Linked DNA regions of Homo sapiens: all the other regions are linked to region 1. A link is a loop called in an ENCODE intact Hi-C map of the cell type or tissue named here. Cell type or tissue: PC-3. All regions are shown on one strand.

Evidence for each region. Peaks named below come from ENCODE experiments on the same cell type or tissue, not always from the same donor. Only the 100,000 strongest peaks of a DNase experiment are listed, where the experiment ranks them.
Region 2: a loop joins it to region 1, with 21 times the contacts of the local background. A loop is called at or near these places in 49 of 110 quality-filtered maps.
Region 3: a loop joins it to region 1, with 19 times the contacts of the local background. A loop is called at or near these places in 10 of 110 quality-filtered maps.

Annotation. Positions count from the first base shown.
Region 1 is chr3:10,757,200-10,759,699 of GRCh38, forward strand. LINC00606 (long intergenic non-protein coding RNA 606) reads right to left here. Exons shown (of 3, transcript NR_152730.1): 3 at 2,143-2,500. Among named protein-coding and RNA genes, the nearest start is that of LINC00606, 5.8 kb to the right of the region's middle. RefSeq lists an enhancer at 1,405-1,699. In PC-3, a CTCF peak has its summit at 1,548 (motif pointing right); DNase peaks (open chromatin) are centred at 302, 692 and 1,592; H3K27ac peaks cover 1,452 bases.
Region 2 is chr3:10,882,249-10,884,748 of GRCh38, forward strand. The region is part of intron 6 of SLC6A11 (solute carrier family 6 member 11); the gene reads left to right. Among named protein-coding and RNA genes, the nearest start is that of SLC6A11, 67 kb to the left of the region's middle. In PC-3, a CTCF peak has its summit at 1,456 (motif pointing left); a DNase peak (open chromatin) is centred at 1,803.
Region 3 is chr3:10,982,185-10,984,684 of GRCh38, forward strand. No RefSeq gene overlaps it. Among named protein-coding and RNA genes, the nearest start is that of SLC6A1, 9.3 kb to the right of the region's middle. RefSeq lists an enhancer at 932-1,710. In PC-3, CTCF peaks have their summits at 1,308 (motif pointing left) and 1,510; DNase peaks (open chromatin) are centred at 827 and 1,307; H3K4me3 peaks cover 356 bases.

The DNA of each region.
Region 1 (2,500 bases):
ATCACGGCCCAGACCCTAAGCCCACCATGTCAGCTCAGGGGGTGCAGAGTGCCTCTATAGCCTGGTCCCCTTCACTGGGAACCATCATGACTGAGGGCTGGGTGACCTTGTGCTGGTGGTGCAGGGTGATTTGTGTCCAGGGAACAGGAGGGCACTCCTATCATTGCCACTCGTCTCTCACCCAACGCATATATTCAGATGAAGTCAGGGCAGAGCTGCAGCCACTGCAGCCTTGAAGGGGAAATTCGCATGACTCATTCACTATTACCACGACCGCTCACAACAATAGCTAACGTTGAATACCCATCTTTGAGTCATCCTACTATCAGCTAGCATTTATTTGGGCATCTGGTATGTGCCAGGCACCATGCTCTTTATTCACACTAACCTATTCATCAGCACAACCTCACTACATTGATATATTGTTCAAGATCACCCAGACTGAAGAGGCAGTGCCAGGATTTGGATCCAGGTATCTGATTCCAAAGACTTCACTCTTAACTCTTACCCTGCTCGTCTTTGAGAACTGGCCCATCCAAACATGTTACAGGAGTGAACACAATAGATACAATGTCTGCCTTGTGGTCTAAAAGGAGTCATTCCTGAGCATGTGTGGTGTGCACTGTATCATTTATTTACACAGCAACCTTAAAAGGTGAGGATATTATGATCCATATTTGACACATTGAGGTAGGGCTCAGAGAGGCTGAGTCACTTTCCCCAGGGTCACACAGCTGGGTCTGGGAGGGGTGGAAGGGGTGGATGACAGCTCCAACTTGCCTCTGTGAGAGCTGAAGGGCTCAGGGTGTGTACGTGAGTACTGGGGCTTTTCCAAACTTCCCTGGCTCCTTGCCAGCTTTCCTCAGCCAGAATTTGGGAGTCCTCAGAACCCCACAGAGGGAAGCTAGCATCTTCTTTGTTACACTCTGGACTTCCCAGAGGCGGTTTCCCTGCCCCCAACGTGCTGCATGTGACTTGATCTCTCCGAGCCCCTGCTTTCCGGTCCGTAAATGAGATCTTGAGTGGTCTCATGTATGGTCACTGGCAGGGTCAGTGGGATGCCCAAATAAAACAGCCCATGGAGGAGTAGCAGCAGCAGTGGGTGCTTATACACGGCGGCTCCTTCTCTCAAATCTCAGGACCGCTGTGAGGTCTGGGAAACCCACACCCCCACTGGGAGAACATTAGCTAATAGGAAGCATCAGGAACTTGTCTTCTTTTTAGAGACAGGGTCTCACTCTGTTGCTCAGGTTGGAGTACAGCAGCACAATCATAGCTCACTGCAGCTTCGACCTCCTGGGCTCAAGCCATCCTCCCACCTCAGCCTCCTGAGCAGCTGGGACTACAGATGTGCCACCCTGCCCAGAGGAAGTTTTAAACTTGACCACTATCTCCTAGCTAAGAGAGGGGCATGAAGCCCAGGCCCCAGAGACACGGTTCCTCTGGCCGCAACCTTTGCTTCCAAGCATCTGAGTAACTAACTGCCCATCAGGGATCAGGGGAAAGAGGCCCTTCCGACACCAGCGCAATATTCTTCTGCTTGGCCACATGAGGGCAGCACACGCCTGTATAAAGCACAGCTCTGGCTACAGCTCCGCCTGGGGATGAGGATGTCACTCAGCTTCCAGAAGAACCAGCTGAGTTCATGCTTGCAAAGCCACCAGATCTCTGTGCCCTATTGTGCCTACTCGCCTTACTCTGCCCAGTGTCCCTCCTCCCACCGCCCTTGTTTCACAGATATCATCCAATCCTCTCTCCAAGGTAAGTGTTTACTTTAAGCGTTAAAGCCATAGGCTAAACAGCCTCCCATCATTTTCCGTTCAGCAAATATTTACTGTGCACCTGCTTCATGCCAGGCACTATTCCTGGTGCTGGAGACTCAGTAACAAAACAGGCAGAGATCTCTGTCATCACTGAACTCAGTCTCATGGAATGTTTGGGCTGCTGTCCCCCATGCAACATTTTATTATGTAAAATGTTCAAACATGCAGAAAAGTTGAAAGAATAGCACTCGTGTAATGAACCCCATAGACCCACCATCTTTATCACATAACTGCCCACTTATTTATCTCCTTATCCGTTCACTCTACTTTTAAATGCATTTCCAAATAAGAAGGAGACATCACAATATCTCTGCTTGATATTGTTACCCAGAGGGCAGTTTATTTGTGCCTTTTAAAAGTAAAATCAACATATAGTGTGATGTACAGATCTTAAGTGACCCATCAAATGACTATTGACAAGTACACACACTTGTCCACCCAAATAGAATCAAGATAGAAAACACTGTTAGCTGCCTTTTATTAGCTCTGCAATTTTGGGCTGGTTATTTAACTTTTCTGGATTAGTTTTCAGAGTTAAAAAAACAAAGTTGTTGAGAGAATTAAATGAAATAATATGTGACAGTGCCTGGGGCACAACAGACACATGGGTTAAGCAGTCAGCCTGCCTCAGTGGAGTTCCCACTCCACTATGTTCTGGCTGTGTGACTTTGGACAAG
Region 2 (2,500 bases), 130 kb after region 1:
CAGAAGTGGGGAGAATAGCTTCTCCACTGATCAAGAGAGAGAAGTGTGAAAATTGTTTGAAAGTCTAACGGGGTGCCCGCCCGACCGGTGCAGTCACAATGAAGGTCCCAACCACCTTATTTAAAATCTTACCACCACCCCACGTGCTCCTGGTGCATCTCATCTGTCTTCCCAGCTTGCACTCATCACCATCGCAGATGCCATTCAGTTTGCATCACCGTTCTCCACCCACTAGGATGTACGCCCCATGCAGGTGGAGAATTTATCTGTTACTTGCCCTGTTCAATCTCCAGACCTGGAACAGTCCCTGCAACACAGGAAGGGCTCAGGAGATATTTTTTGAATGAATCGAAGGAAGGACCAAACAAGTGAACAAAGGAAGGAAGGAAAGACAGAAGGAAGAACAATTTCTAGTACAGCCTGTGTTCTTTTGCGTTACGGTTGCAGTTGTGAGTGTGCTCTTCAGAAAGCGGTATTCTTGGTGTAGTGGGATCTGGTGTGGAGGCGAGGAAATGGGAGTCACTCTGCTGCCACTGGCCAGATGGTGACCAACAGCCTGCCCCTTGACCTCTCTGGGCTCCAGGTTCTCACCTGTGCATTGTGGGTAAGAATATCGGCCGCACAGGGAGGCAGTGGGGCAAGTGTGCACATGAGGCCCAGAGCACCTCCACGTTTCCCTTCTGGCACCCAGCCTAGGGCCTGGGAGCCAGAAGAGCTCTGGAACACCGGTGGCAGTCCTCATTTTTGCCTCCACCTTGCCAGCTCTGGGCAGGACGAGTCAGGGCCCCACAGCCCAAGGGGGCGGGGGGCGGGGAGGTGGGGGGGCGCTTTGAACTTGGAACCGAGGACCTTTATTGTGGATCCAGTAAATTAAGTTTCTCGTCAAGAACTTGAAGCGACACAGCAGCTTGCCGCTTTTGTCCCCCAGCAATTTGCATTCCGTGGTCTGTTATAATTTTCTAAACATTTGTTGGTCTTCACTGTCAGCCCCGTGTTCTCTCTGAAGTGTGAAGTGCTTCCACTCCATTTTTTGCCCTCAAAATTTTACTTTCTGTCTTTTCAGTCTTTGGGGAGCTGAGGGGATCTTGCAAGAAATCACATTGTTCCTGCCCCAGATTCCCGCTCCTCTCACTCATCATTGTGTTTCAAGTGTGTGTTTTCAGGGCAAGAACAGAAAGGCCTGTCACAGATCCAAATGGTGGGGTCTGCTTTCTCCGGGCACTGGTGCACCAGTTCCCCAGATCCACCTCCTCTGTGCAGGGAACTGGAGCCTGAGACTAAGGCGTCCAAACTCTGGAGCTGGGATGAAAGATGCCCACACTGTGAGAGCACCTCAGAACACCAAATCTTCCCTGCCTCCCCAACCCACAAAAAGATGAATCAGGGAAAACAAGACCCCAGTTCAAGACCCTACCTGCTGAACCTCACAGATGTTACCATGGAATTGCTGCCACCTGGTGGCAGTGTACTCTGATTCTAAGCAAGGACCCAAAGAAGATTGGGCCTTCTGGCTGTTGGACTTTCAAACAAAAATGTCCATATCGACATCAACACAGAGACATTATATACGGTTTTGAAAATATTGCAAAGTAGTGGCCCTCACTGAGGTGGGGGCCACTACTTGAGACTGAAAATCCCCCAAGGTTTCCTTTCAATGTATTTGTTCCTGAGTTAGTTTCATTGTTCCTAATACCAAGCACTGGAATGTAAAATCAGATCATCACACATGGCGCTTATCTTCAAGGAAATGACAGTCTCTTGACACAGACACATGATTAAGCCAATGACAACAGTGGTGCCGGGCGGTGCTGAGGTTGGAACTGACCTGACAGGTGTACTCCTTCCAGTCAGAGGGTAAATTCCTCTGTAATTAGAGATGCATCACTGATCTAACATCATGCACGCTTAAAGGTAGTGGATGTTTATTCTTTTCTTGTTTCATTCCTGGCTGTTTCAGCAGTGTCTTATGATCCACAGTCCTGGAGGTTGAAACGCTGCTTGGGTACTCATAAAACTACTGATGCTGGTTATCATTGATTGATTGCTGACTTTATGCCAGGTACTGTGCTTTAGAAACTTGTCTTTTAATTTATCCAATCAGCAAATAGTTGAAAATTATTATATTTTAGACATAGGAGCTAAATGCTATATATAGGTAAAATTCTTATGACCTATAAGATAGGACCTGAGGTCTTTTTACATCATCTTATAAGTCATGAGAATTTTAAAGCCTGTGTCTTAAAGGCTCTACCAATGAGAGGACTGAGGCTCTGAGGGGCTGAAGCTTGCACAGCCAGCAGCTGAACCCAGGTGAGTCTGACTTGGCTGTGTGAGGGATACGGTACTGAAACTGTGTCGTGTCTGATTTTCCTGACCTCTCTCTATCCCTGCCCAGTCCTGGGCTGGCATTCCGGCTCTGGAATCTCTGAGCATCCCAAACCTATGTGACAACTTTGCAAGAATCCTAGAATCTTAGCCTTGGGCAGCTTTAATCTCCATT
Region 3 (2,500 bases), 220 kb after region 1:
AAGCCAACTCTCAGGGAAGCAGAGCTGAGAAATGGAGGCTGGGGGCGGGGATGGATCCAGCCATGCTGACAAGATATACTCCTGGCATTTTAGCTGTGCAAGTCGATAAATTTCATTTGATGTTTCAGGTGGTTTCAGCTCAGATTCCATCTCCTGCAAGCAAAAGAATTTAGGATGGAGTCACACTCTAGATCTGAATTGAATGAGTCAGATGGCCCTTTGACATCCTAAGGCCAGTGACTTCTAGGTTTTATCTTTAGCCAAATAAAAATTGTATCAAAATAATCAGTAGCCCTTTGACATTCTAAGGCCAATGACTTCTAGGTTTTATCTTTAGCCACGCAAAAATTGTATCAAAATAATCAGTAGCCCTTTAACATCCTAAGGCCAGTGACTTCCAGGTTTTATCTTTAGCCACACAAAAATTATATCAAAATAATCAGTAGAAGTCCAGCTTATAAAAGTGCAACTGTACTAGTTGAATTCAAGATAGATACCCTTGAGCCCCTCAAAGTAGGGTGCATGATTGAGCCAGCTACCAGGGTGGGCAATAGGAGTTCAATTGCATGGGGGAAACTCTATCACACAAGGAAATATCACTCACATGTAACTGCCTCCCAGAGGCACCTCCACAGGAAGATCCAGGGATCAGTGGGGTCCCAGGACTGGGACCATTGTCCTGTACCACCCCTGTAACAATCCAGCTGAACAAACAGAAAGTCCAAGAGGGAAAGTGACTTGCCCAGAATCACATGTTTGAGTGACAGCTGGAATCCAGGTGAGCCACTCTCTGCACCTCCCCGACCGTATTTTTTAAGTTTCTGTGACTCACACGCCACATCAAAAAGGTTTTTTTTGAAACATTCATGCCACTGTTTAGGAATTTTGCCAGGACTGCACGTACTCAGATTGTCATTGACTTAATATCTTTCTTTAAATAAATCCCTACTTTTAAACTACAATAAACTTATTTAAAAGGAAACATTCCACCACTGCCACTACAAATAGAAAGCTAATATCCCTTGCCAAAATAGAAATTGTTAAAATAAATACAACAAAAATAACAAACAAAGAGCAATGTTATTAAATTCCAGCCAGACTCCGTTTCAGGAAGGAAGCTGAGGCCAGCTCTGTATTGAAAAAGGAGATTAGCAAGGATTGGAGAGGTGTTAAATTCATGGCAGCACCACTGTGAGACTTTCTTTTTCATGTGAACAGAAGGATTAGGTGTGAATTGAAGAGGAGGTCACTTTCCACGTTTGCGAGTCTGTGTCATCTAGTGCCAGGTCCAGGTCTCACCCGGAATCCTCTCCTGGCCCTCTAGTGGTAGAATCTGACACTAGGGAAAATTCTGCCATAGGCCAGTGCTTCTGCAACTTTAATGTGCAGGTGAGTTTCCTGGGGTTTTGTTAAATGCAGATTCTAATTAAACAGATTGGAGATGAAGGGCCGAGATTCTGCATAATAGTAAGTTCCCAGGTGAGACCAATGCAGCTGATGGTCCATGGATTACACTTTGAGGACAGTCTAGACCAGGGGTCAGCAAACTATGAATTATCAGCCAAGTCTGCAGCCCCACAACCTGTTTTTGTGACTAAAGTCTTCTTAGAACACTGCCATGCTCGCTTGCTTATATATTATCTTGTGGATTACACAGCAGAGTTGAATAGTTGCAACAGAGATCTTACGGCCTGCAAACCCTAAAATATTTACTACCTGGTCTTCTTCCAAGGAAGTTTGCTGACCCCCTGGTCTAGACAGCAGACCCTTAGGCCTTCACAGGTCCCTGACTGCCAAGGCCATAGGGAAAGGGGCCCGGCAACATGTCCAACTGTCATCTTGGCCACCCACTCCTCAGCAAAGGCAGGCACTAAAAAACTTTTTTTTTTTTAATGTAAGTAAAGGTGCCCGTATAGAATGCAGTATCAACAAGAGTAGCAATGGGTAAATATTTTAATAGGTTAAGGATCAGGGTTGTCAGATGAGGAATTAAATTGCCTTTGAACCCTCTGAGTGAAAGGGTTGCAGAGCATCCCTTAGCACCATGGATGTGGAACCAGAGCCCTGTGCCCGTCGCCTTCGGCCTCAGAGCCCTGTGCCCGTCGCCTTTGGCCTCAGAGCCCTGTGCATGTCGCCTTCGGCCTCAGAGCTCCTTCTTGTTGAAAGAGGCAGGTTTGGCTTCTTAGTAATGGAGACTCAGAGCTCTTAAATGGGCTGCTGGCAAATCTACCAAAGTTCAACACACACCTCCCCAGGACCTGCAATCCCACTCCTAGGTATTAGAAAGACAATTCTGCAAGTGAGTCTTGGCCTAAAAATGCATGGCTTTTTATCATGAAATCAGTAAGTGTGGAAGAAGAACCACTGAACAGAAGTGCATTCACATGTGCACCTGAGGGCATGTATAAAAATGTTCTCAGCAGCACTATTTAGAGTACCCTGGAGCAGAAAACAATCCAGTGTCCATCAACTGGAGAATGGAAAAATACATTGCAACATA